2 separate regions of the Homo sapiens genome follow, and region 2 is linked to region 1. Evidence: read pairs that join two places in POLR2A ChIA-PET (ENCODE). Cell type or tissue: IMR-90. All regions are shown on one strand.

Region 1 (5,000 bases):
ACTCAAAACAAGAAGAGATATCTTAGGTAGAAAACAATCCTGGTTACTGGTTAGAGATACCCAGGAAATTAATTAAAAAAAAAAAAAAGAATTGCATTTTATGCCCAGTAGCACTGCTGCCAGTTTAGTGTGATTTACAAATCCACCTCTTGATTTTATTAGCATAAAATCATTATCTGGGACAGCTGATAAACTCCTGAACTCACCAATATGCAGTACAGCCAAACCATGCTATTTATTCAGCTTAAAACAGACAGCCAACTATTTATTTTCACCAGACATTGATTAACCTAAACTCAACTAAATGTACTTCCCTCAATGAACATTTTTTCTACACATTATATTCATTGGGTAGAATCAAATTATAAGGAAAAAGTAAATATAGTTTCACATATCCTGTCGGTAAAATATTCATTCCAATTTCCTATCATGAGGAGAACTTCTTCTAATACAACCATGGGGAACTCGTACAGATGAGTGTATTTAATTGGGATCATAGAACTGAGATACAGAGAGTCCTGGATCAGTTACATGTGTCTTGCTCTTTGCATCAAAAGGAGATATGCAGTCTTCATATCAAAGGTATGCTCAACTTACATGATTTCAACATTGAAAAGGAAGGGGCATATGACAGAGAAATCATACATTTAGTCCAGAAGCCTAACAATCTTACGCTCCAAACAAGCTGAAACTAAGAAATTAGAAATATGAACTGGTGCTCCTCCACCTCCACCTAGTTAGCCTCTGCTCCTTCCATCTCCAGGCTTTGCTTAGTGTGACATTTCACTGGGGTCCAAATAATTTTCATGCTTAAAGATCAGCATTTTAATTAAAGTGTGTCCAAAATCCAAATCACCAATCTAATCCTATGCTCAAATGCATAAACAGCAATCCAATGACAAGGGGGTGCAGGGGATGACTTTATTGGACTTACTGAGAAACATTATGCTGGTCTCCCACCCAAAAGGTTCCTTAAGGATTTTGGGGTGCAATTTTGAACATGAGCAAGTCCCTGAGAATGTGGGCCCTATAGAATGTATGAGTCCTTTGTAATATCTATCACCTAACTCCCAGGGAAATAGGGAAGATTGAACTTAGAGGTGTATGTGAAAGTGTAGTCACTGTTACAAGGTGATGAACATCAAAGAAAGTCACAACTATGTTTGGCACATGCTATCTGAAACAGGATAACAAAGTCACAGACATTTCTTTCTTTATCTTGCCTATATTGGCTGAGTGACTGCCTCTCTCTGCCTGACACCTTATCTCCTAAACAACTGCTTAAATTTTTCTTTCAGTCTCCTATTCCTACCATGCCACAATTTGAGTTTCAGCTCATGTTCCCGTTTGATTTGACCCATTCCCTCAAACCTGGATTCTGCTCTCTCCAGTATATCCCACACACTCCCAACAAGCTGAATTTTTATAAAATACACAGCTGAAAATGCTCTCTCCCTACTTAAAACTATTCATCAGCCCTTTATTGTCCATCGGATAGTACTCAAATTTTAATCATGTGACATCTGTTGTTTTTCTGATTCAACCCCCGTCTACCTCTTTATCTTCATTCCTTGCCACCACTTCCCTTTAGTTTTACACTCTAGTAATTCCCGACTATCTGTAGATTCACCCCCAATGATCCTCCTGCCCATATGCTACCCCTATGCTCATGCGGTCCCTGCACCTGTTCAGCACTTGTCCCACCCCTCCCCCAGCATCTGCTTGGAAAACTCTTGCACACTTTTCAAATCCCAGCTCGGACAACACCTCTCCCAGGTACCTGTTGCTGAGGGCTTTTCACAGATAAAATCAATCACTCCTTCCCATGTGGTAACCATCACTGCCAAATATACAGGTTTTCTTGATGTCCTTATCATACTGCAGGGCAATGTAACTTTGGACATGCTTGTCTTCTCTATTGCACTGGGCGGTCCTTGAACAAGGACAATGTTCTGTTCATCTCTGTCTCCCCAGTCCTGGAAAGGTGTTTGCCACTCATTAAATACTTGCTAGATTTAACAGAATGTTGTAAAGTTTTTTGTAACAAAGGTAAGAATAAAAACTGTTTACTGCTCTATCTTTATTAGAAAGGAGCGCTGAAGAAAAAACATCTAATGGACTCCATTCACTGAACACTCTGGCTACATCAAAGGAAGAAGAAACTCCTGATTCTAGAGTTTTGCCTTTTTTATCTGACTCATGGCATCTCCCTCCTTCCCTGTCACCATCACTCCTCCTAAGGACTTGTGTGCCAGGCATGATGTCAGGCACTAGGGAGGAAAAGGGGAAGGGATAAGAGAACGGACAGGATGAAAAAGAAGTCCTTGTCCTCAAGGAAGACAACTTGTGGAACACAGAGGAGTTAAAAGGATAAATATGAAAAATGCTGTAAGAGCCAACAGGAAGAACAAAAACTCATCCTGAAGGTCTCCTTTTCCTACATGAGCCAGATAAAAAAAAGAAAACCAGAGAGTCAGTACCTAAATGTAAGAATCTACTAAGATATCAATGGCCTGTTATTCTAAGAATGTGCGTAATAAGGCTGTTATCTGGCAGACCTCAGCATAAGTCAACAAAAAGCACACGGACTTTATGTGCATCATACTGGAACTCTGGTTCAGCTCCTCAGTCAGTGTGTCTGCCGCTTTTGTTTCAAACATGAGAAGAATGTCAATAATTACATATTATGTGTATTTCAAATTTATGAAACATACAAGTAGTTAATACATATTCAATCTCAAGTTTCAATACTCAGGCCATAAAGAAAGCATGCTTTAATGAAAAATTTTTCCTTATTAATTTTTTAAATAAGGAAGCTAGATTCCATGCAATTCTCCAAGCTCTGAGCAATACTTAGCACAAAAAACTGTGATGAATCAGCTTTCCTTCCCATCCTTTTCCATGACCAATTAGTTGCTAAAATATAGGGAACTAAAAACATTAACCCTTCTCAAGGTCAACACAGCTGGGACGTCTTTCTCTCTTTTTCTAACTGAGTGTTTACTCAATATTCCATTTACTTTTTAGCATGTATTATTTTACCACTGACTGAAGAGAACAGATCTGCTGAGAGAACAACCCTGGACCAAGAGGCAGATGGTCTGGGTTTCAGTCCTGTCCTTGCCTGTGTGTGGCTTTGGACAAGGCAACCAAGCAGCAGAATGGAGCTAGGGTGGAAAGAATGTAGATTTGCCACCAGAAGGAGCATAGGTGAGTCCAACCCTATCAACTTACAAGCTTTCCTCATCTATTCATCTATAAAACCATCTACCTTCTAGAATGTTATAAGAATTAAGTGATTCTGCATATATGTGTGTGTTTCTATAAACACATACATTATGCTATGTATCTATCGACCTACTTACCTATCTAGCTACCTGGGACGCACTTACCTATCTAGCTACCTAGTAAATAGTTAACTGTGGGTTTCCTTTCCTTTCTGGGTCTCAGTCCTGTCTATAAAAAAAAGCATGATGACTTGGATCACTGAGTTTTTCACCCTGTGATCCTCAGAATCCTCAGGCTCTCTCAGCCCACGAGGGCGAACCCAGCGCAGGCCCTTCTAAAACCCTGCTTCAACCAGATATATTCAACTTTCATTTACTTAAAAGTTGGTGTACTGTGGGCAACAGAAAGACTAGGCCACAAAAAAAATTAATATTTAACAATACTAGACTCTTCCAGGCCTAGATTATCTCTAAGGTAATATTCCCACTCTAAGATTGCACATGCTATTATTTTTTTCTTTGCTTCCCTTAAAGACAATAATTCTTTATCAGCAACATAATTAAGGTTAGATCAGGTGGACTGTTGGGGAAAGTGGCTATAATAGAAAAACTAAATAAAATAATGTTAAATATACAAGCAAGAAGGATGGCTAAGCTCAATGCTAAAGCAAAAAGAGAAGCGGCAGCAGAAGAGAAGGCAGAAGAAACCCTACTGATATGAAGATCAGTGCTAGAGCTGGCCAGACTCCCTATCTATTGTGAAAAAGTAAGAAACTTGAGGTTACAGGACAAGGCATCTAGGATTGTCAATCCTACATGGGCTGGGACCCATTTTAGGTGACTGTTCCTATCCCAGTCAATCCAAAATGACATCATATTTGCTGAAAAGATCACTGAAGAACACCTAATATTATAGTTTCCGTACAACTCTCCTTAACCCAAACCTCTTCTCAGCCTCTGCTTACTAACGTCTACAATTATTTGAGTAAGTCTACATTTTTCCATCTGTAACAAAGAGGCTTGAAATTTAAAACTCAAAAGAACATAATATGAAAATGGCTTCACATAGCCAGTCCTCTAACCACAGCTACTCCAAAAAAATATTTATTTAGACCTATTGTGCACAGGGCCACATAAACAATCCACAAGTAAGGATAACTAGATATTAGATATTTCTTATTTTGATGCAGATTACATAAGAATATTAGACATATGAAAAGTGGGTGGAAAATAAGTTTAAAAAAAGAAGACAGTATCAAATTCAATGACTTCATAATATGCCTGGGATGAGCCTTATCTGCGTCCAGAAACTATTCATTGGGATATGTTTAATATACCAAGAGAGTAGGGAGTTCTGTTTCTCAGGAAGCTTTTTTATTTTTCATATGGCTGACTTGTAAGAACTTGTGGTTGCTGGGATAAGTTAAACAAAGTGTCACCATATATTTGGTTTTAATAGTCTGAGTGGGTAATTTTATATTTGATTATCTGTGGCTTGGATCTCTCTTTGAGATATTCTTTAAATACCCTTATTGTTGGCCCTTGGCCATATTGGACACTTACCTTTAACAATACCTAGTACTGTGTGTGTTGTGAATAGAGAATAAACACTTGTGCATCGATGGAATATTGACTGGACTTAAGAAATAGTAACCCTTCATGGAGCTAGAAATTTGCCTAGAGGAGGCTTCACAGACCAGCTCAATTTCTGTAAGGTTTAAACCAATGATCAAATGTGTGCTTAGTAGCTGCAACCCCTTGCTGAAGGACAAG
Region 2 (5,000 bases), 570 kb after region 1:
AACTGCCAAGCAGCAATCACAGATGCTCTTGTTGGAGACATTTTTTTAAAGGCTTGGGAAATGAATGGAGAGACAAGCAAGAAAAAAAAGAAACAGGATGGAGGTACCTTCTGTTTCACAGAGAAATCCTAAAGCTGTGGAAAAACCATTCTCCCGCCAGGCACGGTGGCTCACGCCTGTAATCCCAGCACTTTGGGAGGCCGAGGTGGGCAGATCACAAGGTCAGGAGTTCCAGAGCAACCTGGCCAACATGGTGAAACCCCGTCTCTACTAAAAATCCAAAAAAAAAATTAGCCGGGCGTGGGGGCAGGTGCCTGTAATCCCAGCTACTTGGGAGGCTGAGGCAGGAGAATTGTTTGAACCCAGGAGGCAGAGGTTGCAGTGAGCTGAGATCGCACCATTGCACCCCAGCCTTGGCGACAGGGCGAGACTCTTAGCTCAAAAAAAAAAAAATGTTTTCCATCACAGCATTTGACTCAGAATCCTTATCAGGGACTGTAGCTTACGCACGTGTGGAACACCTGCTGGATACCTAGCACAGTGCCTCACCTGTGGAAGTTACCCAGCAAAGGCGTGTCACACTGTTTTAACTTCATTAATTTTCTGTTCTTTCTTTCTTCCCAATCCTTGGTTCCCACTGAATATGGCTTTGGCTTAACAAAATCCTAACACCTGATTAGAAGTAGACGGGCAAGCAGAAAAAAGACAGGATTGTGTAAAGCAGAATCAGTATAAACAGTAAATTCTAAACTCTCACTTCTAGTCAAGATGAGATGTCTAAAAAACAGGACAAAATACACAAAACAATGGTTTTCAGACATTGGACGTCAAGCAGTGCAGGACACTGACCCCTGAGCTAGAGGACACCAACAGGGTGAGCCCTGCTCGCCCAGCTCACTTCCTGGAAAGGAGGGAAGCAGAAACAGATGGTTCAGGAGACAGTGCTGGGAGTATGGGGAGGCCAAAGTGGCTAGAGTTTGCAGGGGAGGGAACCGCAGAGATGAGAGTTACACAGAGAGAGAGAGCACCAGAGACCTGCTAAGAGGCCCTCCAGCCAGTGGGTGAGCACTGATGGGTGTATGCATGTGATAAGACTACCCAAGGCCCGGAAAAAAGCCAAAAAATCCCAAAAGGATTACAGAGGCCAATCGCTTCAACTCACACAGGCCCAGCAACAGCTTGCGATCCCGAGTAGAAAATCTCATACTTCACACCACATCAGGCAGAGTACTTACATGGTATTGCCTCTGCAGTGGGGAAACTTTGTAATAAGGTCTACTTTGACCCAGCCAACAAAGCTTCAAGGTATGCTACAAAAGGATTGAACTTTCTTCAAGTAACTAAATGGCATTCCAGAACAAAGCTCAAAAACATCCATTGTGAGAGAAAATATCCAGCATCTAACAAATTAAAATTCATAGCAAATGTATTTGTAATAGCCAAAAAATGGAAACAAGCCAAATGTCCATCAACAGGTGAAAGGTTAAACAAATTGTAGTATAATCCACACAATGGAATAGTAGACAGTGATAAAAAGGAACAAACTGCTGATACACGCAACAAAATTGATGACTCTCAAAATAATTACACTGAAGGAAAAAGGCCAGGCTAGAAACAAAAACAAATAAGAGTACATACTTTATTTTCCCGTTTATATAAAAGTATTGAATATTCAAGCTAATCAATAGGGACAGAAAGCAGATCATTGGTTGCCTTAGGATTCTGTGGCCTGGAGGGGAATTACCAAGGCTATCAGGAAAATTTGAGGATTTCGAATATGTTCATGATTGGATCGTGCAGACAGTTTCATATACATATACACACATTATGTTAAATCTTACCAAATTGTATAGTTTAAACACATACAGTTTATTTTATATTGGTTATATCTTATTAAAGCTTTTTCCTTTTTTTTTTTTTTTTTTTTTGAGACAGAGTCTCGCTCTGTCGCCCAGGCTGGAGTGCAGTGGCATGATCTCAGCTCACTGCAAGCTCTGCCTCCCAGGTTCACGCCATTCTCCTGCCTCAGCCTCCCGAGTAGCTGGGACTACAGGCACCCACCACCACACCAGGCTAATTTTTTGTATTTTTAGTAGAGATGGGCTTTCACCGTGTTAGCCAGGATGGCCTCGATTTCCTGACCTCGTGATCCGCCCACCTCAGCCTCCCAAAGTGCTGGGATTACAGGCATGAGCCACCATGCCCGGCCCTTAAAGCTTTTTTTAAAGTAAGTTTATCTCCTCAGTTGTTTAAGTAGGAAAAAAAAAGTATTTCCTTTTTTAATGGAAATGCTTAAGTTTTTAGACAAATATTGCTTTCATTTTCTGATTTTCACACAGATGCTGTGAATTCAGGAGATTAAATGTTGCTGTTTCCCTGTTTAGAGAATGAGGCTAATTTCCCAGAGGTGAGCTGGTTTATTCAAGTTCACACGGCTTGGTGATGGAGGTAGAATCACAGTCACAGTTCAGGTTTTCTGACTCCTGGAGTAATCACAGTGGCTCCTCTGCTTAGTTACAAGTCTCATGGGGAACATTGCAATTGGGCTGTCAGAGATTCTGTTTTCATCAGCCACAATGCAGCCAATAAATCCCCAAGATCATTGTACTTTCATGGGTTACTAGATTTGGAATAAAACCAAAGTTACAAGTGACAGTTTGAAGGAAATTTCAATCACAAAATGCAAAGTGTGTTGCACTCCAGCCACCCCGGATGAGTTATTGGCCAGTTTATTGATCATGTTGGGTAATCACTGTAATCCCTAGAGCTCTCAGAGTGAGACCTGTGTAATAGAGCACATGTAATTCTCAATAAAAGCAGAAGCCCATGAAAGGAAGTTTTCCTTGTAACACACTCTCCTTTGAAAGTCTAATTCCTAGTCATCATCTTGTTACTAGATCAGAACATATGGCTATGTTTTCTCTCCAAATATATCTGTGAGTTTTTCCTTTATCTCAAATAAGTCCAGCAACCAGAGAAGGACATGGATTGCTCCTACAGTTCCAAGCTCTGTGCAGTAAGATTTGAATACATGAAAAAAAAAAACATAAAATTCTATTTCCTTGCTTTATGCCTCACCAGCCAGGTGCCTTGGGCAAGAGTTTCACCTGAGCACCAATTTTCACATTCTGTCTAAGGGCAGATAATGTTTATGTATGGAACAGTGTTGGTCTTCCAAGTTTTTCTAATAAATGTGTATAGACGATCACTCAAATTGTTGCTTTTATTTTCAGTTTCCTACCCTATACTGTTATTCTCAAAATTTCCAAGCTAGACAAAATTTTCATTCCTTCTTTGTGTTTTCAGCTGGAATCCTGTCTGCAATAACATCTCCTCATCTCCAGGCAAACTGGGTTACTCTTCACCCCTCTCTGGTCACCCCGCCTGACTCTGGCCTCAGCCCTGACCATCCAAGCACTTTCCTCACTGGGATTTACCCAAAATCACAGGTCCCATTTCATGCACTCTTCCTTCAAGCTCCATTTTAAATCTTTTACAAATCTTCTCTGACTACTTAATGAGCCCATTTAGTTCTCTGTCCTCTACCTTCTCACATTATTGGAAGTGCAAGTTTCCTATTTGCTTATCAATTCCAGCTTTTACTGTCATCATTTTTTTTTTTTTTTTTTTGAGATGGAGTTTCGCTATGTTGCCCAGGCTGGAATACAATGGCGTGATCTCGGCTCACTGCAACCTCTGCCTCCTGGTTTCAAGCAATTCTCCTGCCTCAGCCTCCTGAGGAGCTGGGACTACAGGAATCTGCCACCACACCTGGCTAAGTTTTGTATTTTTAGTAGAGATGGGGTTTCACCATATTGGTCAGGCTGGTCTCGAACTCCTGAGCTCAGCCTCCCAGAGTGTTGGGATTACAGGTGTGAGCCACTGCGCCCGGCCATTACTATCATTTAAGGACATGTCTATTTCCTTCATTTTACAATCAGCACTTGAAGCAGTATTAGATTTTACTCAAGTTTATAGATTATACGAAACCTGTCATCTGGGCAATTCAGTAATATGGAGCAGATACAAAGAGGTGTGAGGGAAAAACTATTATACCATTAAATTCTGCCTGCTTTTGAACTTTATGTAAAAATGGGGCCATGCTGCATGTATTTTGTGCTGACTGGCTTTTTTTTTTTTTTTTGAGATGGAGTCTCACTCTGTCACCCAGGCTGGAGTGCAGTGGCCGATCTCAGCTCACTGCAAGCTCCGCCTCCCAGGTCACTCTAACATGGTGAAAGCCCATCTCTACTAAAAATACAAAAAATCAGCCGGGCGTGGTGGCGGGCGCCTGTAGTCCCAAGCTACTCAGGAGACTGAGGCAGGAGAATGGCGTGAACCTGGGAGGCGGAGCTTGCAGTGAGCTGAGATCGTGCCACTGCACTCCAGCCTGGGTGACAGAGCGAGACTCTGTCTCAAAAAAAAAAAAAAGGAAAAAGCTTTAATAAAATATAACCAACATAAAATAAACTGTATGTGTTTAAACTATACAATTTGGTAAGATTTAACATAATGTGTGTATATGTATATGAAACATTTACATCTGTAAATGGCCTTGTGTACCTGAAAATAATTTGTCTTCCAGCACTGTTGGGTCTGGTGTTACATGTGCATATATTTGGTCAAATTATTAAATGTGTCATGTTCAAGTCTTCTCTATCATTATCAAATTCTTCATGCTTATCATCTCCTGAGACAGATATATATTCTTAGTTATGTCAACTTTTAAAAATACATTCACAGCTATAGTGTAGAAGTTGCAAAAGATGCATAAAAGTTTTAAATTGTTATATCTTCCTAGTTAACTGGAACTTAAATCAATAAGAAGCCCCCTTCACGTTCATCCATGTTGGAGCAAATGACAGAATTTCCTTCTTTTTTAAGGCTGTATGGTACTCTATTGTGCATATATACCACTATATACCATATCATCTTTATCCATTCATCTGCTAATGGACATTTAGGTTGATTCCATAAGTTGGCTATTGTGAATAATGCTG

Evidence for each region. ChIA-PET counts read pairs that join two places held together with the same protein. Peaks named below come from ENCODE experiments on the same cell type or tissue, not always from the same donor. Only the 100,000 strongest peaks of a DNase experiment are listed, where the experiment ranks them.
Region 2: POLR2A ChIA-PET joins it to region 1 with 6 read pairs; 2 of 35 experiments call an interaction of 5 or more read pairs at or near these places.

What each region holds. Positions count from the first base shown.
Region 1 is chr18:7,759,038-7,764,037 of GRCh38, reverse strand. All of the region lies in intron 1 of PTPRM (protein tyrosine phosphatase receptor type M), which reads right to left. Among named protein-coding and RNA genes, the nearest start is that of PTPRM, 190 kb to the right of the region's middle. In IMR-90, no CTCF peak of the experiment used is centred here; a DNase peak (open chromatin) is centred at 2,567.
Region 2 is chr18:7,188,502-7,193,501 of GRCh38, reverse strand. No RefSeq gene overlaps it. Among named protein-coding and RNA genes, the nearest start is that of LRRC30, 40 kb to the left of the region's middle. In IMR-90, no CTCF peak of the experiment used is centred here; no DNase peak of the experiment used is centred here.